Linked DNA regions of Homo sapiens: region 2 is linked to region 1. The links are chromatin loops, found by intact Hi-C in ENCODE. Cell type or tissue: Calu3. All regions are shown on one strand. Links, peaks and the distances in the headings refer to the core of each region. The heading gives the core; the rest is flanking DNA.

Region 1 (12,328 bases), core at 1,556-9,555:
ATAGCCTGTCACCCACAGTATGTAGTTTGGGACAGGCATCAATCAGATGGTCCTCGCTCCTCTACCACAACAATGAACATGAAGAAGACCCAGGCAGGAGGGTTGATTTGGAGATTTGATGTGGATGTTGGAATGAGACAGTGATTCTCTTATATTTGGAATTACTAGGTGCTGATCACCCTATTTGCCACCACATGGGAAATCTAGAGTAAGCAAACATAGAGGAAAGGCATGAAGGAAGGAGAGAGATGGGAGGGAGTATGGGAAACAGAGACAGCATGATGATGATGTCCTTTGAAACCTGAATTTAGCCACTCCTGAGGTGAACACCACCTCCTTGACCTTGCCTTTCCTTTGTTGCCTGGGCTACCAGAGATACTTTCTGTCACCTGCAACTAAAAGGTGTTCTGTCTTTGTCAATATCAGCACAAGCTCATTTAACCACTGCTAGCTTTAGATTATGGTGACTGGTGCTGTGGAATTCAGGGATTCCACAGCCTCTGCATTTCATAAACTCACCCCCAGGTAAGAGATGGAATACAAATAAAAGATTTTTAAAAACACAAAGTTATTTAGGCAATATCAAATTACTCTCTGTGGATAATCACATTATGTTTGTATACATTCAACAGCAATTTAATTTGCTCAGTTGACCTATATTGTTGAAGAATATAAGTAAAAATTTTCGAAATTAGCCTAAGGTCAGTTGTTTTCTTTTAGTTCATTTCATCCTGTGAATCTGAAGAGCCCCCCCAAATGAATAGTATTCTAGTCCAATTATGCTTTGTTTGAATACAGAAAATGAAAGAAGCCAGAATTGAGGAAAGTCAGCTATAGGTGAGTTTAGCTCTCTATATTAGGTTAATTAAATACCTGTTTATCTTTGACCTGTACTCTTTGTCATATCTACCATTGGCCATCATTCTTCTTACACTTTGACATTCATTCAATATCTAATACGTTTCTGAAATTCTCAGAGATGTGCTTTTCCTTATTTAAAAATGTTCCAGTCCTTTTCTGTCATGCAATAGATGTGCAGTATGAGATGAGCAAAAATTTTAAAGGTAGACAAGAACCATTAGAGGGAAATGACTTATAGGCATTTGCTTACCCATGTGATACAACATCCAAAGGACAAGAGTTAATAAGTTAACGAGTTAATAGTCAATAACCATGGCAGTCCTAATGCTACCCTTGGGTTTCCTTCTAAGAACCTCAGATATTAAAGCAACGAGAAAAGAAGGGAATGTGGTATATGAACATAACTTTGAGGAAAATAAAGCCTTTTGAATGGGAAGCAGAAATTTTAAGCAAAGCACACTACTAAAACCCACTGTGACTTCTAGCTACGAAGACAGAAATGTTTAGGAAGTCGTGGGTACTCATTTGGGGTTCTGATGTGATGAGATACATTAATACCACTCTATTAATAAAGATGATGTTCTCATCGTCATTAATTTTTTTTATTAGAAAGCAATAGAGCAGAGTTGAAAAGCTGTGGTCTTTCTTTGGAGTTTTGCTGATTTGGGTCTGAGTTCTGGGTTGGCCCAGGAGATGTATAAACTTACCAAATTACTTGACTATTTTGAGACGACCTTTCTTCATCTATAAAACTAGAATACTATCGCCTGATCTGTAGATTATGGAGAAGATAAGAAGCATTGTGGTGTTGTAGGCTAATACTCTGAAGTATTAACGGGGATCTTGCCTCCCTTCTCCCAATGCTAACTTTTTGTGTTCTCAGGGTTGTGTTGTTACTTTAGAAACACAGGGAGAAAGAAACCAGTGTTTCCTCATTTTTTGCTTTTTAAAGTAGATTTTAAATACTCTGGTAGAGAGAAGGGATTTAAAGATAAGGGCTTTGAAACTGCAAACACTTGGTCTTCTGAGCATCAATGCATGGTATACTGACCTACACACTAGGAAAATAAGAAAAATCTCCCCTTGCCACATCCAGAGTGAATAAATTGATAATAAGTACTACAAAAAGGTGATTTGGAAGTATTAATTAAAACTGAAAAGGCATGTACACCATGAACTAGCAATCCAACTGCTAGGTATCTACCCTCTAGAAATTATTGCATTCGTATGTACACAAGGAGACACGCCCAAGGCTATTAACTGAAGCATTTATTTTTATGACAAAAATGAGGAAAATCTATAAGACCATTCGTTTTGAAATGAATTCAAAAATGAGGTCATTCATAAAAGGGAATACTATGCAGCAGATAAAAGCAATCAACTAGATATATATTAACTTAGAACCATCTAAAAATACTTTGTTAAGTAAGAAAGGCAAGTTGTGGGATGACAAATACAACACGATAAAATTTAGTTTACAATAAAACACAGCAATAGTATACTAAAGATTGTACATGCCTGTATACTAAAGGTTGTATACAGACATATAGACAGATACCACCTTTAGTATATTAATATAATTAAAATTGTCATAGAAGGATAGAAAGATTTACATGCAAATCATATATTAGCAGTGGTATTTTGGAGGAGGAAGATAAAATTAGGATTGAGGGTGATGGACAAAGAAGACTTCAGCTCAATCTGTAATGTCCCGAATGAGGAAAAAAAAAAAAATCCCAAAGTTTCCGAAGCCAGAAGGAAGTGAAGAAGAGAGTTAAAAGGGGGCAGATATTGGTGATGGTTGCCAAGGAGGGCTTGGAATCTTGCCTTACACTCTGCTGTTGCTTTTAAATGCGGAGAAGGTTGGAGGAAAAAGAGGTCGCATCTGATAATATTGATCAGACTCAAAGAAGATGCGTGCCTCATGCCCTCCTGTCTGGTGCCCAGAGGTGGCAGCTGCTCAGAGGTCACTAGGTCACCATGGCAGAAGCACCGATGACCTGAATGCCTGTGGTAATGAATTCTTCCTTAGTCTTGCCTAAGACGTAAACTCAGCTGGGCGAACACCTTGATTTCAGTGTTGAGACCCTGAACAGGGAACCTTGTTGTAAGCTGCTAAGTTTGTGGTGATTTGCTATGCAGAATGGGGCCACAACAGGCAGCTTCGAGGCAAGTTATACAAAAATGAAATGACTGATCTTGCTCGCCTGAATACGATGGATTAAAAATATTATACACACTTTACATGTAAATGAGCAATGTATTGTCTCACACATAAGAAATCCTAGTTCTACTTGGGTTGTGGATTTTCTCCCCTCATTGCTGTAGGGGCCTTTCTTGCCTTCGTCCCTCCAAGGGAATATTCAGCACCTGCCATACCTCTTCTGAGCACACTGTCTTTTCTCGACAGCCCAGGTGAGGTACATTCCTGGTGCTCCCCAATCTATTCATATCAAGGCTGTACCCAGCTTTATCAAGGAAGACAATGTCCCTATAGGGCCAGGAAACAAGATCCCTCCCACCTTCTTTCAGACATTTTCTATGAACTTCTCCGAGGCCTTGGGGCCACGGCCTCATTAAAAGGACTGTTCTCTGGAGGCTCAGCAACGGAGGTCCTATCGGTACCCAGGATGACAACAGGAGAAAGTGATCAGCCGGTCATAAGGATTTCAAAAAAAAAAAAAAAAAAGAATATCTAAAAGTACTTATTAGAAATGAGAGTCACCAAATGTTTTACTTCAGGTATATCTATTATTTCATAGGTAATATGTAACTTCCTGAGAATCAAGACTGTAGGTCAGACCCAAATGAAGCAGTGATAACCCCGGGCTAAGAGCCCTCAGTTTACGGTGATTTTCTGAGTAGAAGGTATCATTCCTATGTTTAATATTCCTTCCTCATCCTGACTCAACAGCTATTCCATAGCATTAGGATATTTTGAGTCAAGGAAGTTCACAGTCTACACTCATTGAATTGAATGATATTGGTGAGGGGACCTACAGGAAGTCTTTCCTTGTAATGCTCAGGAATAAACAGGTGGTGGGAACAGAGATCCTTGTCAGCCCAGTGACCTTCGCACTTTATAAGTAATCCCAGGCAAGAGTTCTAGGAATGCAGCCTGCATGAGGGCTCAGGGCATGGTCAGATAGGGGCAGACCAGGGGCAGGTGCCTGGCTCCTCTCTGGGGTCAGAGCAGGCTCCCTCCCTGCCAGGTTGTGGGTGCAACATTCAGGGAATGGTTACTGAAGTGTTCCAGGCACCAGAGCTCAGGCAAGAAGTGGAAAACTGCGCAAGATCCTGCACGTGGGTACCATCAGTGCCTTTGTGGGGAAGTTACATCTGTGTGTATGTATATATACTTAGTATATATATACGATATACTTAGTGTACTTATATCGTGTATATATACTATGTACTTAGTATACTTACTTATATACAATGTACATATACTTAGTGTATATATACATTGCATGTTGAACTTACTATATATATACACACACACTACACACACACACTAATTGGTCCGCTAATTGGCTGTTGCATTTTGAACTTGGTATGTGTGTATATATACATGTGTGTGAGTATATATACACACATATATACGTATGTATATACATATCATATACATACATGTGTATAGATATGTGTGTATATATGTATATGTGTGTATATGTATATGTGTTTATATATGTATATATGTATTTATGTATATATACACACACACTAAATTCAATAGATATATATGCGTGTGTGTATATACACACACACACACACACACACACACACACACTGAGTTCAAAATGCAAGAGCCAATTAGTGGGCCAATATGAGAATTAAAAAAGAAAAAAATGTACAGCAAATTGAATAGGACGTATCAGAATGCATACCACATAATGACAATCAATATCACTTCATTAAATTTTTGCTCGACATACACACACGTATAAAATTATGTCTATAGTCATGATGTACGTACAATGTATTTTGTGTTGAATAATGTTGGAAAGCCACTGCAGTGGATATTTTGACATCTTTTATTAATATTTAAAAGAAGAGGGTGAAACAAAAAATGTGAAAAAAGACAAAAAAGTTTGACAGTACTGAATTTAGGAGAAATTGAAGGTTAGTTCTAGGAAATTTGCCTTCTTCCCCCTAGTTATGGCAAAAAATAACTTTTCTGGGGTTATAAGTCTGTGAAATATATAGGTAAATTTAAAAAATTTAAAAATGTGTAAATATCCAGTGTGAAATACATGTGAGATTGCTTACAGAAACGGACAAGGCCAATATACATGTGAGGCTTCTGGTTATAATGAATTCCAAGGAGATAAACTCATTTCATGTCCTCTGAGCCAACCGGGCAGTACCTACTTGGGAAAAATGTTTGAGGGCTCTCGATTTTTAAACCTGCTGAACCAATTAAAAGCGTATAAATTTTTCTAGAAGTCTAAATTAATTCTACGTCTATAATAATAATTATTTTTTTAAGTGATGATATGGGAAAAACCCAAAATATCTTTGCAACATACAGCCGTGCGTTTTTTCTCAGACCAACTATTTAGTGCCTCTTCCCTATTTGTAATCCAGTCTGCGTCATTTTTCAGGGCTTGTTTTGGGTCTCTGACTGCCTTCTTTGCTTAGAGTGTCTCTGTTTTCTGTCATAATTCACTATAGCATTCAACGGCTAAAATGACTTTTAAAACTACCTGGTGAATGGCAATACCACATCAAACCACTAGGTGGCAAAGCAGACTCGGAGAACGACCTCTCTGCCAGCAGGCGCTGAAGCAGCTACCCGTTCCCCATGCTGGTGACCAGGAACTTCAGCTTAGCTCAGTCATGCAGTTCGCGGAGGATATCAAACAGAGTCAACAAAGCTTTGCAATCAAACGTGTCTTTAAAGGGAATCCAACTTGTGAACCTGGCTCTTGATATTCATTTGAAGCTGCAAGGGGGAAAAGATGTTACCTAATATGGAGCAATGGCTCTTATTGTGAACAAAACATCTCTGAACACCAAAACCGGAATAAAATTCTATTTAAAAAGGGGAATTTTTTTTTTAGAAAGTTGATTTATCTTGCTGCCTCCTCCCTCGGTTGCCACTTTTCATGGGTTTTTACTTGATTTGATAAATATGGACCTTGACAACAACAATGCAGGGTGCTTGGAAAAGGATTTGCATCAGGACCTCTTACGTGTAGCAGTAGCTGCTGAAATAACAGTTTTTCCTCAAAAACAAAAACCTAGATTCGACTGATGTTTCCTTGCATTAGCACTCGCAAGTCTAAAACCTTTTGTCATTAGAATATCTAAAGAAATGGCACGAAGTGAAAAGCAGGCGGGAGAGGTTCTTGTTAAATATTAGTATGACCCCTTCACCCAGAAAGGGCAGACTCCTTGTTGCTGAAGTTACTCTTTTCTGAGAGAAACAGGGAAAGAGTGCAGCTGGATTCTGTTCCACTGCAAACAGATTTGCTGATTACTGTTCAACATTTTAAAGAGGTATTTATTATTATGTGTTTTTAATACTGTGCCTTTATAGTGGAGGATAAAGAACAGTGCTTTTAAAATACCAGCTGATCTAATATAACTGTGGAAGTTATTCTGATGAAAAATCTAGTGAAAACAGTCATTTGGACTAAATATTTCTAATATGTCAGTTTAGGTACTGAAAGGACACCTGGTGAAGAAAATTCCTTTGGCTTAATATTTATGCTTTCATGATTAAGTTAGACTCGTGATCGCTTTTTTTTTCCAGGTCCATATTTATCAGAGTATTTATTTTTATATCTGGACATGTTCCACACATCTGATTTCCCTTCAGACTTCAGCCTATTTGCACGCCCCAACTCATGCACGCAGATAGAACTGTATATTTGCAAAGAGAGTAGAAGCAATGTGGGAGGCGCGCATTAAACGCCTAACAACCTGCCATAGCATGCAGGGCCAGGAAGTACACCCGATTCTGCCACGTGGGCACATTGCCTAGGCACTCTGATCCTACATCCTCATCTACAAAATGAGGATTATAATACTTGAGGATGAAATAGAATCTGTATAAAGCACCCAGTATAGCCTGACTGGCCCACAGCAGTTTCTCAAAAATGGTAAAATCAATTCCATAATTTTTCTATGGCTGGTTGACTTTACAGCAAGGTCTTTTTCATGCCTAACAAGAGCTAACATTTGTTGAGTATAAAGCAGTGGTTTTCAACCCAGGGTGACTCTGCCCTAGGGGATATTGGGCAATGTCTGGAGCCACTTTTCTTGTCACAACCTGGGGAAAATGTGCTACTGACATATAGTAGGCAGACGCTATCAATGCTGATAAACATCCTACAATGCACAGGACAGCTCCCCACAAAGAATTAAGGCTGCTAAGATGTTGATAGTGCCGAAGCTGAGAAACCCTGCTCTAAAGGGAGATCATACAGACCCAGAAAAATGTAGAGTTGTGTTTCTCAGGAAAACCAGGAAAATGTCCTGATACTAATTAATGAGGCAAACTCCACATCTCTTCAAGAATCAGGTCCCACTTCTCTGGAAATCACATTCTTCACCCACCCAGCAAAAAAGGAATCTCATATTCACGTGTTCAACTCTTCAATCATTATTTCACACAGTAAATGTGTTTGAGTACTGCCTACAAGGCTTAGACTGGGGATGTGGTTCTTGTTCTGGAAAACCACTTGTTGGCAATGCCATGAACTAAACAAAATAATTGCAGTGGAAGGAGCAGTATAGATGATTAGCTTTGCTTGAGTTGATGTGGTGGTAGCAAAGATAAGGACATTTTGTGAGTCTTGAGGAATAAGACTCCAAGCTGCCATGTAGTCAAGAGAGGACACAGCATTCCAAACAGAGGGAAGAGCCTATGTCCCCGATGCACTCTGCACATATTCCTGTTACCTCACAGAGCACTTCACTGTGTCTCTCCCAGGACGGCACAGACCCCGGAGGGACACTTTCATCTTCACCTACTCAAGTTTGTGCCTTGAGAGTTAGCATAAATGTCTTTCCCAGAGCAGACCTAGAACGATTGCCTCTACTCTGTTTTAATTGAGATGAATAGTTACATTTTGTTGTTGTTTTTTAACCTCGAGGTTCAGGGGTACATGGGCAGGTTTGTTACATAGGTAAATTATGTGTTGTGGGGGTTTGGTTTACAGATTATTTTGTCACTCATGTAATGAGCATAGTACCCAACAGGAGATTTTCAATCCTTTCCCTCCACCCACCCTCCACACTCATGTATGGCCCTGGTATATGTTGTTCCCTTCTTTGTGTCTATGTGTACTCAATGCTCAGCTCCCACTTATAAGTGAGAACACGCCGTGTTTGGTTTTCTGTTCTTGCATTACTTTGCTTAGGATAATGGCTTTCAGCTTCATCCATGTTGCTGCAAAGGACATGATCTCATTTTTTATGGCTGCATAGTATTCCACAGTGTATGTGTACTACATTTAAAAAAAATCCAATCTATTGATGAGGGGCATTTAGGTTGATTGATTCCATGTCTTTGCTATTGTGAACAGTGCTGTAATAAACATATGCATGTATGTGTCTATAGGGTAGAACAATTTGTAATAGTTACCCTTTGGATGGGAGAACCAGTAACAGAAGGGCTCGAGAAAGCAAGATCTGTGAAAAGGCAGGAATGGAGGTTGTGTCCGATGAGCAGTAACTTGGAAGGATGGAGAGCAGAGGACTGGAGACTGCAGAGGCAGCTGGAAGGAGGGCTGAGAAACAAATTCGGGCTTTCTCCCAAACTCTCCCAGTGGCACTCGGGAGGGATGGACCCAAGAAACGAAAGAATTCAGTGGAATCCATCTTTCAGCATAGAAAGGAAGTACAGCCAGGAGAAGGGGCATCCCTACATACGTGGGCAGTTGTCGTGGAACTGCTTCAACCTCTACTGCTGCAGAGAAAAAGAGGTGAGTTCTCCGTAAACACATCATCTCTTCAAATGTCCATCTGGTCATGGACACAATCCAGCTAGATTTTTCTGAGGAAAAGGAGCATCACATAATACAGAAATTGTTTTGTAATTGTTCTTTGCTGCCCTCGAATTTATCTTCCAGGGCAGTGAATGCTTGCCATATACTGAAGGCACCAGAGGGTCTTGCAAGGTGCTAGACAGCCTGAATTTGTGTCCTGGCTCCTCACTTATGAGCCGTGAGACTTCAGGTTAGTTATTACATCTCTGGGATCCTCTGTGCAACACCAGAAAATGAAGACTAGTAATACTGTATGGTTAAGTGATTCAATGAAACAGGAGGTAAAGCCTCTGATACAGTTGTTGGTGGGTTAAGCTTTATAAATGGAAGACTTCTCGGTCGGGCGCGGTGGCTCATGCCTGTAATACCACCACTTTGGGAGGTCAGGGTGGGCTGATCACTTGAGCGCATGAGTTCGAGACCAGCCTGGATAACATGGTGAAACCCCGTCTCTACTAAAAACAAAAAAATTAGCCAGGTATGGTGGCACACACCTGTAATGCCAGCTACTTGGCAGGCTGAGGCACGAGAATCGCTTGAACCTGGGAGGCAGAGGTTGCAGTGAGCTGAGATCGTGCTACTGCACTCCAACCTGAATGACAGAGTGAGACTCCATCTCAAAAAATAAAAATAAATAAATAAATAAAATAAAATAAATGGGAATCTTCTCTCCTGCTTCCTGCACACACTCACGGCTGAGGTCCCTGGGCATGCCGGCAAGGCGGCCACCACAAGGCATCCACTTGCGCCTGTGCCATTCCCTGTTTAAATATTTGAAATATCCCTTGTTGAATATATACGTTTTTATTTTACTATTAGGTTGTTCATCCCTTGAAGACAATATCAAAAGCTTTTTTCCTTTTCCTTCCTTTATTGAGTTTCCAAATCTGTCTTAGACTCTCCAACTGTGATGAAAATAAAGTGGTTCCTTAGTAGATAAAATGTTTAGTGGATCCATATTTGATGCCTATGGCTTTATTAGTCATCAGTTTTTCTTAGAAAAGCAAATCTGGCCAGAAAAAGACAGTCATTGTGATTCCTCTCAACAAGATGAGAGCAAAAGACCCTTAAAAACAAAGTGAATTCTACTGACGAAGAAGAAGGAGAAGTGGAGGAGGTGAAGAAAGAGATAAGATACAAAGCGGAAAAACCTCACCAATAGGAAAAACTGGGTAAGATACCGAGCAAAGAATTTTATACATGGCTAAGGGATTAAAAACTATTGTGAGATGAATAGGAAATTATGGAAATGAGAAAAAAACCCTACAATTTTATTTTGATTTCGATTGTTTTTTCAGGGACATGTTTTCTAAATTCTTTTTTTTTTTTTTTTTTTATGATTTCAAAGACAAACATCATGAGAACCTCAGGGCATTGCAGATTTTGACCCTACCCTTTCCTCTGCTACTGCTACAGCTGCCAATCACTTCTGTCCTTCAAGGAACCTCTGTGCTTTTCTAAGTGAAATGCATGTAGTGACTCATTTCATCCACACAATAGCCATACGAGGTGGGGACTGTTATGATTTCCACTTTAAGGGTGAAGAAATGGATGTACCAAGGAGTTGAAGACTTGTCCCAAGTCACACGGCTAACTGTAAACACAGATGCAGGATGCCACACACACAGGCTGGCTCTCAGGTCTATTTCCTAATCTCTGCCCTAGTAAGCAGATCTTCCATGAACAAGCAAAATTTTAAAACAATACCTAAGCTTATAAAGCAGAAACTCAGTCCTCTTGCCCTTGCCTCTCTCATTCCCATGCCCTAGAGGTAATCACTGGTAGCAGTTTACTAAGTAAATATTTGTTAGATGAATGGTTATGTTCTTCCAAAATGTGTTCTTTTGCAAAATGACATATGCATATTTTTAAACACTCACTGTGTGCCAGGCACTGCTCGCTGTGTGTATACATATTAATTCATTTAATCCTCACCAGGATCCTGTGAATTAAGAGACTATTATTTAGTCACCAGATGAGAAAATGAAGACACAGAAAGGTTCTGAGACTGGGCCAGTGTCACACAGCTCCTAGGAAGCCAGAGTTAAGACTTAAACCAAAGCCGTCTGATCCAAGATTTTACACCCAACCCTCCAATGTGTATTATGTGCTCTAGCTTGCTTTTTATTTTCATTAAACAATATATTGTGGACATCTTTCCTATTCAGTGCAAATAAATCTATATGTCACACACACTTTAAAAATAACCCCAAAACATAAAGAGACACTGTCCAGGATTCAGATGTTGGCACATTATGTCCTTGGCTAAAATAGGATTTCCAGGACAGGAAGGTGCATGAGACACTGTGTTTGCTGAAGACTCTTTTAAGTGAAATGTTGCAGAGCTCAGCATCAGTGAGGCCAATACAAATCTAAGATACTCTGAAAAAAAATAGCTAGTTTCTAGATTCATTTTTCCCCACTAGATCTATTATAATTTTCATAAAAAATTAAAGCTGCATGTCTCATTTTACCAGTGTCAAAGGAGCTAGTCATCAACCATCTGTCCCACATCATAAAACTGTGTAAAATCAAATAATTAATAAATATGCAAGGATTGCAATGAAGTTTAAGATGGATCAGGAGCTAAGGAAACAATTTTATTAAAACAATAAACTCCAAGGTCATGTTCAGATTTTGATTAAATCATAAAATGTAAATTAAATTCTTTAAACTTGGTACGCAAGAATAAAAGATGATTATTTCAATGAAAGTACCACCTATCTGTGAAAATGAAACAAGTACAGAAACTGCAAGAATCAAAATAAAATAATAATAAAATGTCTACTTTGGCACAGCCTATATAATTAAATATTGGAAAACAATGATCTCTTGTTTTGAATTTCCTGAAACCAAATGGAAACTAAAGCTCATGTCACTATTAATTCTGGCTCTACGGGATTAAAAACAACAGGCCAAAGGAATAAAGTTGAACCAGTCACACAAAACAGTGTGAATCCTTATTCTAAAACATGAGAGGAATATGACTGAAAAAACTAAATACCAAAAGTGTGTGTAAGCTAATAAAATTCTAAGCCTCTTACTTGACTGAACAGACCATCTCTTGGTCAAAGGGACCCTAGGGTGACCTTGAACACCGAGTTCTCGGCTGTGATGGGATAGATCAGACACACCTTGCTATACCCCCACCCTTAATAACTAGGATGAAGCTTTCTTCCCTTAAGGCTGACCAGAAACCAGCCCTTTCAAACTCCACTCTGATATCAACCAACCCCTGATGCTACCCCTCCTTCTTTGCCTGATAAGAGACCATCTGCCATGGAGTGGCTCTGGCCAGCCTATGGAGAATGTGCAGTGAGGGTTTTCGTGTCCTCTGCTTCACCCTTTGACAGTCAGAGGGCTGGAAACTCAACCTTCGGGTCATGCTAATGCTGCCATTTTTTGTACATGGGACCCAGGAAGGGGCATGAAGCTCAATTGTGCATGCATACATTTCTCCATTCCTAAAT
Region 2 (12,328 bases), core at 2,171-10,170, 660 kb after region 1:
TACATTGCATGGGCACTGTTATTTACTTATAAATGGGAAGAACATGCAATATGAGAAGGCCTATATCTGTAACTGACATACATTTTGGAAGCAATGCAGTGAGGTATAACATTCATAATATATTGTTCTGGGCCACTAAGTGTGTTGCTTAAAGAAGTAGGTTATGAAATTTACTTTTGACATTTGTTGAACACCTGCGTTGTATGTTCATAAGAACTTTATCTTAAGGAACTAATATAAAAGAAAACATTTTAATTTTTCCTTTTTTGAATAATGTTAGTAAATATATAATAATGTCAGTATATACTGATTATTAAATTTTAGACATGTAGAGAAAAATAATAAATCACAATTATTAAATCATAAAGGGTTAAGGTTGGAATTAACCTGGCCAGGATACCAGAATAATGTGGTAAATGGACAATACAATTAATAAATAAATATATGAAGATATTAATGTAAATATTTAATTAGTGATAAATGCTTACAAGTTTTTTGAGTATATATATATATGTGGAGAGAGAGAAAAAAACAGTCTTCACACTTTTGTTTAGCAAAAATCACACAAATATAGAACAGTAGAAATATGACAATAGGAGCATGTGTTAAGAGACAGGAATCTTAGATAACAGCAAATCCAATGACTTTTTAGCATGAGAAGTTAACAATCACATGGGTAATCAAATTTGCACCAAGGAGTAAATAATAGTATCTAAAGAATAGAAAGTGTCAATCCTGTTTAATTGGAAGTGTATACTACTTTCAGTCAAGGAACTCTTTCTTTAAAATCAATGTGTCCAAATGAGAGTATAGGATATTTTAAGAACTAAAACCTATTTCATATAATATATTATTTTAAAAATTCATTTAAGTTGCTCAGCACTTCTTTTTCTTTCACATTTGCACTTTTGGTCTGTGGTGAGTTAAACGAATTTTGGGGCTGATCATGGAAAATAAAAGGATGCTTAGGTAGCAATAGTGCACAATGAGCTTTATTTAGGTTGCTGCTTTGACAGGTGTGCATATAGGGGAAGTCCTGTAGGGTATCAGAAACAGTACTCCAAAATGAAGGCCTCAGAAGCAGTCTCTCTGACCTTCTCCTGCCCTCCTGTCTGTAGCTCGCTATTTTTTCCCAAGGCGAGACACAAAAACTGGCATCTCTCTTCCCCAAAGCAGGTCATAGAAACCAGAACCTCTATTCCCCCAAGCCAGACATAAAACCTAAAAATATTACTCTAACTTTCCTCTCACCTTCCTTTCTAAAATCTGGCCATAAAGAAATTATTTGACCCACCTGGTTTGACTGTGGGTTGTAAGACCCCCATTCCAGAGGGGGTCCTGCCCCATACATATAATGCAGGAATGCTGCTCAGAGAGGCCAAGAAGAACCGAAGCTGACAGGCCTTGCTGGGCTTCCCCACTCACTCTGCTAGCATTAGACCATTCCTTCTTTGTCCAGTCCTATTTCTACACGGCAGTCCATATTTTGTTGAACTGAAGCATAAAAATGAACACTTTCCTCTACATAGTAGAGTCTTCATTCTCTAGGCTCCCATACCACATAAAACTGTGAACAAATAAATTTATGTGCCTTCTCTCCAATAAATCTGCCTTTGTCAATGATTTTCCATGAGCCTTCAGAAGGTGAAGGAGAAGCTGTCTCTTTGCCTAGACAGTCCCTAACAGCATGAAACCATCTAGAGGACATAGTGAGGAAAGTGAGAAGGAACGCCACAACTCAGAACGGTAATGTTTCTCAGCACAGAGAATGAGTCCCTGGATCAGAGAGCTGAGAAGGGCAGCAGTAGCTTGCATGGTTTTTTTTTTTTTTCGTTTCTTTTCTTTTTTTAATGGCTACAGGGTTTATCTTATCTATAGCTAGGAGATGTTGGGTATAGTTTCATGAAACTTGCAAAGCATATAGACTCCAAATGGCTTTAAAAATCTGCTTAATTGGGTTATGCTTAAACACCTGGATGTGTAAAATTTAAGTTTGGTGCTGGTGAGATTGTGAACAAATGGGTCCCATCCTGTAGGGAAGAAGAAACACATCAGGCCATTTTTGGCTCCTTTATAAGACACACATGGTATCCAGTCTGGCTGGAACACACTTCAAACCCATCTTTGTATGAATAACTTTTTACTTATTTGTAAGTTTCAACTGAAGCTTAACATTGTGTAGATGGCCTTCCTTGATGACTAAATTAGATTATAAACATTGTAACATGATCTTGTAGTTTGTGCCATGCCCCTATACTATGCTAAATGGCATCAAATTTTGTTATGAATTGCATAACATTTCTCTTCCCTTTTATGAGGTCAGAGATGACATCTTCTCCTGTCTCCACTCTGTTCTCAGTACCATAAATAGAGTTTGGAACATAGTAGGTGGTCAATAAATATTTACTGAATAGAGTACCTAGAGCTTTTTATCCTATAAAAGAAAAATTCATGGAACCTTGATTTTTTTCCCCCAAATATTTGAAGGGTTAAACTTAAAATATGTTGCATATTTTTAAGAAAGCCCTGAAATGCTAAAGAGTTAGTTAAGGATCCATGTGTGACTACCACAGAGGCCATTATTTTGACTCCTTACAATCAAGTATTAAAAAACAAAATCTAACAGCTCTCAAAGTTGTTAGGAGTTGCCTTGGAAGACAGTAAGTCTCTCAATTCTGTGGTGTTCAGCCTGGTGATTATTGATATTGTAGAGAAAATTCAAGTGTCATATAAAGATTTGGACTAATTGACCTATATGGAATTTCATCTTTAAATTCATTGATTCTAAGTAGCCTATTCTCTACAGCTACCCAATCATTCAAAGTGATCTTTTGCTTAAATAACTTTATTAAAGTATAATTGTTATATAATAGGCTGAACATATTAAAATGTACAATGTGAATTTTGACATGTAAATGCACCAGTATTACCATCAGAACACTCAGTATAACATAATAACACAATAATCACCCCCGAAAGTTTTCTCATGTCCGTTGATAATCCTTCTATCTCACCTTTCTCACCACCCCAACTTCTCACAATCACTGATGGACTTTCTGCAACTACAGTGTAGTTTGCATTTCCTAGATTGTTAAATACATTGAATCTTATGATTTTTTTGTGTGTCTTTCATTCAACTCACCATTTTAAAATTTATCCATGGTGTTGCATGTATCAATAAGAATTTATCCTTTTTATTCCTTAATAGTATTCCATCTTGTCTATATACCACAATTTGTTATCCATTCACTTGTTGACAGACATTTGGGCTGTTTCCAGCTTGGATTATTACCAAAAAAGCTGCTTGAGCACTCATGTAAACACCTTTAAATGGACACGTGCTTTCATTTTTCTTGGATAAATGTCCAGGAATGATTGTGTTTTATGATAGCTACATATATAACTTTTTAAGAAACTTTCAAACTATTTTCCAAATTGGTTGCACCTTTTCATATTCCCATGAGCACTGTATGAGATTTCTAGCTTCTCTACATCCTAATGAATACTGATAGGACCAGTCCTTTTAATTTTAGCTATTCAAATAGATGTGACATAGTGTTGTAGGACTTTTCCTTCATTCAGCTAAAGAAGGCGTCCTTGTCACACAACCACGAAAAATCAGGCTCGCAGACCATTTGAAGGGTGAGAAAAATGGAATTTATTGGGTAAAAAGGAAAAAAGAAGGAAAAGAGGGACTCTCAGAAGAGCAAAAGTTCTGCTAGTATATATGCTTCCGGCCTTGTAGATTGAATTCCTCGTTCCATCCCGGAAGAAGACAGGCCAGGTTCCGCCCCTGTGCAATCTGCGCGAACTTCCCGAGGCTCCACCTAGTGCCCATTCCTCCCAGTGCCCAGGCCGGTCAGAGGTTCTCCAGGGACCTATTTTTACTTGGCTGTCTCGGTATTATCTCACTGTGATTTTTATTTGTATTTTTCTACTGACAAATAATGATAAGCATCTTTTCATGTGCTTAGTTGCCATGATTATACTTCTTGGATAATGTATCTGTTCAAATATTTTGACCATTTAAAAATTTGAGTTGTTTTCTTCCTTCTGAATTTTAGGACTTCTTTATATGTTCTGGATACAAAAGTTCCTTATCAGATATATGAATTACAGAAATGTTCTCACTATCTGTGACTTTGCTTTTTATTTCCTTAGCAGTATCATTCAAAGAGCAAATTTGTTTAATTTTGATTTCATCCAGTTTATCAATTTGTACTTTTATAGTTTGTAGTTTTGGTGTTATATCTAAGAATTCTTTGCATAACCCAAGATTATGTAGATTTTTACTTGTTTTCTTTTAGAAGTTTTGTAATTTTAGGTTTTATACTTAGCTTTGTGATCTATTTTGAGTTTTTTTTGTGTATGTTGCTCGGTATAAATTGAAGTTATTAAATTGTGTGTGTGTGTGTATGTATGGATCCAAGATTTCCAGCAACATTACCTGAAAACATTGTTTTTCCTCCACTGAGTTGCCTTTGACCCTTGTCCAAAAAATTATTGATATATATGTGGGGTTCATTTCTGGACTTACTTTATTAATCTCTTTCAATACAAATGCCACATTGTCTTGGTAATATAGGATTATTGTAAGTCCACATGAATTTTAGAATGAGCTTCTTAAATTTTCCAAAAAATGCCTACTAAGATTTTGATTGAGTTATGTAGAATCTATGGAACATTCGTCATGTTAAAATTATTAAATCCTTTGGCCATGAATACACCTGTCCTTTATGTAGGTCTTTAATTCATCTTAGCAATGTCATGTGGTTTCCACTATATAGGCATTGCATCCCTTTTGGCAGATTTAACCCTGAGTTCTTTCAATATTACTTTTCAAAATTTCCACTTTTGTTTTTTTATTGTTATCGCCTAGAAAGAAAATAGGTTTTGGTATTTTGAACTTGTACCTTACAACAGGCTAAACTGTGCCTATTGGTTTACCTTCTAAGTTTAAGAGCACCCACAAGGAGAAGTAATCTTTAGTCTACCTTATCATAGCTGCAGCTGGAGAGGAAAGAAACACAAACTGCTAAAAGGAAGAACACTCAGCGCTGCTTTGATCTTCACCCCTAAAACCCCTGCCCTTGGCATAGCTTTCAGAATGTCAGTTCTCCCTTGATCAACCTAGAACATTTTGCTCTGAATAAGGAATGAATGAGTTCTCCCAGGAGGTGACCAGCTCACCTACAATCCAGCATCTGAATTTCTCATTTGTTTTTAACTTATTGTTTTGAGATTAACTTTTTTAAAGAGTATATTATTAGAAATTATTGCTTTAGGCTGGGCGCGGTGGCTCAGCCCTGTAATCCCAGCACTATGGGAGGCCCAGGCGGGCAGATCACAAAGTCAGGAGATCAAGATCACCCTGGTTAACATGGTGAAACCCCATCTCTACTAAAAATACAAAAAAATTAGCTGGGTGTGGTGGCATTCGCCTGTAGTCCCAGCTACTCAGGAGGCTGAGGCAGGAGAATCGCTTGAACCCAGGAGGCAGAGGTTGCAGTGAACTGAGATCGCACAACTGCATTCCAGCCTGGGCAACAGAGCAATACTCTGTCTCAAAAAAAAGAAAATAAATAAATAGAAATTATTGCTTTAGAATTTGTCACCAGTGTTGTTTAATCATTCACTCACCCTAGATCTACATCCTGCTGCTGCAAAAAATTTATCCACATGAAAGTCATTAAAACTTCTGCTCCTTAGGCTAAAAATACTTAATTATCTGAGTCACTTGTTCAAATCCATGAACAAATGGACAGATGATAATTTCTGAAGTTGTTTATATCATAAAATATAAAAATATTGTGCACTAACATCTATTAAAATATTTTGTTAAAAATCATGCATTTACATTTAAAGTATTAAGTAGATATTTAGAATACATTATAAAATATAAACCAACTTAGAATGTATGAAATAAACATTCAAAAGTTTAAGATAGATTAAACTGAAAAAATATATAAATAGTTGAGGGCGAAGAGCTGTCAGAGGTGTGCGAATCAGAGCAACTCCATCTTAAATAGGATCTGGGTAAAATGAGGCTGAGACCTACCGGGCTGCATTCCTAGATGGTTAAGGCATTCTAAGTCACAGGATGAGATAGGAGGTCAGCACAAAATACAGATCATAAAGACTTTGCTGATAAAACAGGTTTCAGTAAGGAGCCTGCCAAAACCCACCAAAACCAAAATGGCGACAAGAGTGACCTTTGATTGTCCTCACTACTATACTCCCACCAGCACCATCACAGAGCACAAATGCCATGGCAATGTTGGGAAGTTACCCTATATGGTCTAAAACAGGGAGGCAGAGGCATGAATAATCCACCCCTTATTTTAGCATATCATCAAAAATAACCAAAAAAAATGGGCAACCAGCAGCCCTCAGGGCTGCTCTCTCTATGGAGTGGCCATTCTCTTACTCCTTTACTTTCTTAATAAACTTGCTTTCACTTTGCACTGCTGACTTGTCCTGAATTCTTTCTTGAGCAAGATCCAAGAACCTTCTCTTGGGGTCTGGATCAGGACCCCTTTCCTGTAACAGAAATATAAATGGAATTATTCTATGCTTAATGAGAATTTCATGGCTAATCTTCATTACATTTCCTTTTTTCTCTATAGCTTGTATTTTTTTTAAAAAAAAATTTCCACCAAGAGAACAGTTGCTTTTATTGTTTGCTTAAAAATGAAAAAAATCACCTACAAAACACCAGCTTTATTTGCTGCTTTTGCAGCAAGGAAGACAGGTAAACCTTCGTTAAGTAAGAAAGTAATCGAAATTCAGATTTCTAAATTCACAGAGATGAAAACTGAGAGTCACTTCAAGGGCAGAATCTCTGCTAACGCCAATTAGAGCCTCTTTGGAAGACTAAAATTTTGAGGAAGTTTTTCACCAGTGCTGAGTCCAGGCACAAAATCTTTCTCATTCAGATTCTCTTAGTAATGAATCTTAAATCTTTTGTTTAATTTCTACTACAGTAATAATTATGGCTAGGAAGTCTAGGCCCTGAACAAAAATAATAACACATCTTCTAACTCTGTGGATTGAAAAAATAAAATAAAAACATAGAGCTACTTTTGTACAAAAGTAGTTCTACCATTTATTAACCATGTGTTCTTGGGCATGATTTTTGTCCTTGTTGAGGATCAATTATATCATCAGTAAAAACTGATTCTAAAGGAACTTGTTTGAAAATCACTTACGTGAAATCATTTTAAAAATGCCTATTAACTGCACAATTTAGTGTCAGACAAATAGTAAGTGCTTGATAAATGTTATTTGTTTGTTTGTATATATGCTACACATAAATGTTACCTAGACAACCTGGAGCAAAGCAGAATAGTCATTATCTTAGCTCTACAAAAAGTGTTTGAAAATAGTTATACAACCATAAGCCAGGAATCTAAAGTCATTTGGATGAACCCAGGGGAGTGGGCTCATAGACAGTTCTTGTACAATCTATTGAGTCAGCTTTTTGTCTCAGCTTTCTGATTTGCATTTGGTTTATCTTTCAATGACTGGAGTTCTGGAATGAGCCTTAGGCCAGTACTCCTTACACTTTAAGGTGCACACAGTTTACATTAAGATGCAATGGGGCCTAAGTTTCTGCATTTCTTAAAATGTCTATGTGAAGCCAATGCTGCTGATTCGTAGGCCACACTTTGAGTGGCAAGACTGCCCAGACAATTGAAATACCCCGTGTCTGTACTGTCTACTGTGTCAGCCACAGGGCACTTAAATGTGGTAAGTGCAACCAAGGGACTGCATCTTTAATTTTATTTATTTTTAAGGCATTTAAATTTAAATAGCCACCTATAGCTAATGGCTACTGTCTTAAATAGTATCCCTGTGAATAACATGGCTGACACTCTGATATTCTGTATATTCTTTTCCAACTTTCCCTTTGTAGCCCTCGGCTCAGGGTGGGCTCTGTTCTGAAACAAACCCCCATTGTTACTCACTTTACTTGAAGGATTGTCACAGTCCAGAGATTTCTGGTTCTTTCTTTCATCTAAAGAATCAGAGCTCTTAGAATATAACCAGGGCAGGTACGAGGCCATCCAATTGGCTGCCAATTCTAGAATTCCTCTGAGCTCTCTGGATTTCACAATCTGACTTTGTGACTTCCTGTTAAGGGTTGCTCAAGGGTCATTATCCCTTGAAGCTGGGTTAGTCTGAAATTCTACTGTAGGGCATTTCTGCGTTTCTTTGCTTGGCAAATTCACTGCTTTGTTTATTTTACATCCAAATTACACTTGTGCTTCTGTCTTCCTTTACCTAACAATTCACAGTTTTTACATCAAGGTGCTTTGTTTGGAAGGAAGATGAAATTGATCACAGAGGAATTATACAATCTGAAGGATTATAATTTTATATTAAACTCATTAATTTTACCCCCATCACCAAAGCAGCATAAAAACAAATTCTTATAATTGTGAACCCCAAATATCTAAGATCAGTCTCAATCAATTTAGAAAGTTTATCTTCCCAATGACACAGCCTCAGGAGGTTCTGATGACATGTCTCCAATGTGATCGGGGTACAGCTTGCTTTTACACATTTTAGGGAAACATGAGACATAAAGGAATATATGTAATGTGTACATTGGTTAGGTCCAGAAAGGAGGGACAAAAGGTTGGATTCTTTTGAGTCCTGATCAGCCTTTCACTGAATACTCAATTTAGTCTAGCTCAGTGAATCTGCATTTCTACATAAACAATAGGGTAGAGGAAGCAATTAGATATGCATTTGTCTCAGGTGAGCAGAGAAATAACTTTCTGTCCTGCACCTGTAAAGATAAGCTATCAGTTTACATTGCGGGCGAAATTCAACAGAACTGGCTTAGGGTAAAGATCTTCAGGCCCTCAAGGAATTTCCTTGAGGGCAAATTGTGAAGGAGGTCTGTAGCTTTTTTTTATCTTTGTAGCTATCTTATTTAGGGATAAAATGGGAGGCAGGTTTACCTGACATAGCTCCCTGCTTGACTTTCCTCTTGGTTTACTGATTTTGGGGTCCCAGATTTATTTTCCTTTTACGTATTTATATGGCATTTTATACTTTTGCTTATTTTTATTTCATTGGAGTTTTGCCTCTATTCAAAGGCATCATTCATCCTTTCAAAGAAGGTGCCTATTAGTTTACCTTTCCTCATTGCTTCTTTACTCTTGAATTCCAAGGTATACAACACTCTGAAGATGTGACAATACCACATTAAACTCTAAGAAAATTTGACGTATATGCATATCCAGATTCAACACAATTAAATTAATATTCTATATATATTATTATATGAAATATATGAATAGGTATGAATAATATATAGATTTCATATATATACTATGTATGTAGTATATAGTCTATATACTATATACTTATATATAGTATATAGATTTCATATATATACTACTCCAGTACTGCTCCTATATATGAGTATTTATATATGAAATTAACATATATCAAATTTCATATTAATTTCATATATAATTAATATTTTAATTAATATATATCATAAATTTCATATTAATTTCATATATAAATACTCATATACAGGAGCAGTACTGGAATACTACAGTTAACTTAGCAAATATTAAATGTGAAGCAATTATTAAAATAAATCTTTGTTTAGGACAAATATCTGTTTGTCAAGATTCTAGGTCACATTACCTAAGTCAGCTTTCCCAGTTCAAATGGTCTGAGTGTGATCTAGGCTTTAGTTGTAAAAGATATTTCTTCTGCTGTTGTTGAAGTTATGTAGTGATTTAATAAGTTTCTTTTTTTAAATCAAATAAGTTATCAAGATATTTACTTTCCTAGTTTTTATTTTGCCTTTGAAATGGGAATTACCTTATACAAATACAGCATAAATACATATAGATTCTCTTTTTAATATGAATGGGAGAACATGTCAAGCTCAGGTGTGATTATTAATAGCATTGCACTTTGATCATATTTCATACACTTGTTTCCAAAACATTTCTGGAAATTGTTCTCCTGTTAATGAATGAAATGCCCTGGAACAAACATTTAAGAAAAGGGTAGAAAAAACTGAATTTGGTTTAGCCTGAGAAAACTAAGAATTAAAGGAAGTGTTGAAAACCAATAGAGACCATAACATTTCAAGAGAACAAGGCTAGAAAGTGCTGATGGGGAGATACGGGAAAGGAAAAACAGTGTAATAGCTTGTGAGGGGTCAGATAATTTGCCATTATAATTTTAGGAATAAAAGAATGCAATTAGAAACCAAGAGTCATCTTGTGCATTCTAAAGGTGGAAGCCACAAATCTCCTCATGCAAATGTAATAGCATTGAAGTTTCTTAGCGCTGACCTGTCTTTTACAGAGAAGAAAACTATGGTGGGGTGATACACTGATTTTCTTACTAAACTCCCCAGTGAATGGCAGAGCCAGAGGATGAGCTCTGGTCTCTGATTCACTGATATTCATTACAGGCGTCGCTGGGAGAAAACTAGTTAGCATCCTCCTAAGGTTCACTCCAACACTTGTGACCTGGGAGCCATTTCCTGTTGTTTCCTACACTGTGTTCTTCCTGTTGGTCTGAAATGTCATCTGCATTGTCATCCATCTACAGAGTATCTCATGGGTTTGTTTGCCCTCTTCAGTCTACTGGCTCATCACATTCTTTCTGTCTCTGCACACTTCATACTGGTTTGATACAAATATCAATTTTTTCATGACCTACCTACCCATTTTTTTCTTAATTTAGAAATACTTCTAGCATGCAGAAAAGTAATGACAAAAACCACAATTACTTTTGCACTAACCTAATATCATACACAATCATATAGCGACCCATTTAAAAAAAAAACAAAAAACTTACTTAGATTGCTACTTTAGCTTCAGAGCACTCATAGATTCAGTTAATGTACCCTATCCTCAGCAAAATTCCATTTCCTTCTTTCGCTTCTCAATTAACTTTAATTCTGAATTTGATGTTTATCATGCCAAGCCTGTTTCTATACTTTCAACAAATTCACACGTATCTAGAAACAATGCCTCATATTGCTATGACTAGTAAATGTCAACGGATGTCTGCAAGACAAACTCCCAACAGTTTCTTCAGTACTTCAATCCTGGATTAAAGAAGTTTCAGCCTTACTACATATGCCTAATTGTTCTCCAAAGCAGCTGGACAAATTTATACTCTTGGACCCAACATAAAACTATCCCCTTGGCCTACATCATTTACAATACTTGGTATTGCAAGACTTTTATATCTTTACCCATTTCCTATGGTGCTGAAATGACGGCTGACTTTTACTTTACTTTCGATTTCTCGAATTATAATTTCTCTAGTTTCCAGTGAGGTTTTTCTCATGCACATTAGCCCCTTGGGTTTATATTTCTATAGATCATCTCTTCATATCATTTACCTACTGGGTTTCATTGGATTGTTGGTTTGTTTTTTAATTGATTTAATATTTTACTTGATTAGTTTTATATTTTTAAAGGTTAATATTTAAATTAATATTTTATGGGTTTTATATCCATATTCTTCTACTCATATTTTCTTAGTTTTATATCTGTGTTCTTCTACACTTCTAATTATATGCTAAATATGTGCTAAATTTTCTGTGAATGTATCTCATATTCTCCCAAATTCTCCAATGGGACTCTAATACTCTTCTAATGAAGTAATCTATTGATTCCATTTTAAAAGTTTGGCTTTTATTCCCCTTGTGGGGAGACTATGTTCTTCTGGTCTTACCTGGACTGATTGTTTTCTAGCTCAAGGACACATCTCTTCTCTGTCTTTGCCTGCCATTCACATCCTGGGATGTCTCCTTGCTTGATTCCTGTGTTGGATCCTCTCTTTATTGGATTCTATGTTATCTTCCTGATATGTTGTTTTAATGGAATACAGTTTTCAATGCCTTCATGATAATTAGTGTGGTACCCATGAGGTTAATATTTCAAGAACTAGCATGCCTGAAAATCTGTTTATTCTGTCATTTTATTCGATCTTATTCCCATTATTCCTTTTGACTTATTTTTTGGAACATTTTCTCAACAATAGTTTTAAATGTTTTAGTTATTATAATAGTTTTTATTTTAAGAAAATTTTTATTGTTCTCTCTTTTTTATTGCTTTTCTTCTTTTATAATTAGTAAAGCATCTTCTCTCATTGCTATGAGAATATTCTAATTTCTAAAATTTTTTGCATTATCATTTTCTCTTCTGAAATCTTCTGTGATCTATTTGATTTGATCTCTTAGATTTTCCTCACATATTTATTTTCTTAGCCTAAATCATTATAAAGATGATTGAAATGTTATGTTCATGTATGGGACTTGTCGGCTGATGAA

The links. Peaks named below come from ENCODE experiments on the same cell type or tissue, not always from the same donor. Only the 100,000 strongest peaks of a DNase experiment are listed, where the experiment ranks them.
Region 2: a loop joins it to region 1, with 2.5 times the contacts of the local background. A loop is called at or near these places in 2 of 110 quality-filtered maps.

The regions. Positions count from the first base shown.
Region 1 is chr1:239,891,600-239,903,927 of GRCh38, reverse strand. The region is part of intron 6 of CHRM3 (cholinergic receptor muscarinic 3); the gene reads right to left. It overlaps CHRM3-AS1 (CHRM3 antisense RNA 1), which reads left to right and starts at 4,056. Exons shown (of 2, transcript NR_046582.1): 1 at 4,056-4,164; 2 at 5,536-5,909. In Calu3, for the core only: a CTCF peak has its summit at 5,605 (motif pointing right); a DNase peak (open chromatin) is centred at 5,627.
Region 2 is chr1:239,229,618-239,241,945 of GRCh38, reverse strand. No RefSeq gene overlaps it. Among named protein-coding and RNA genes, the nearest start is that of CHRM3, 150 kb to the left of the region's middle. In Calu3, for the core only: no CTCF peak of the experiment used is centred there; no DNase peak of the experiment used is centred there.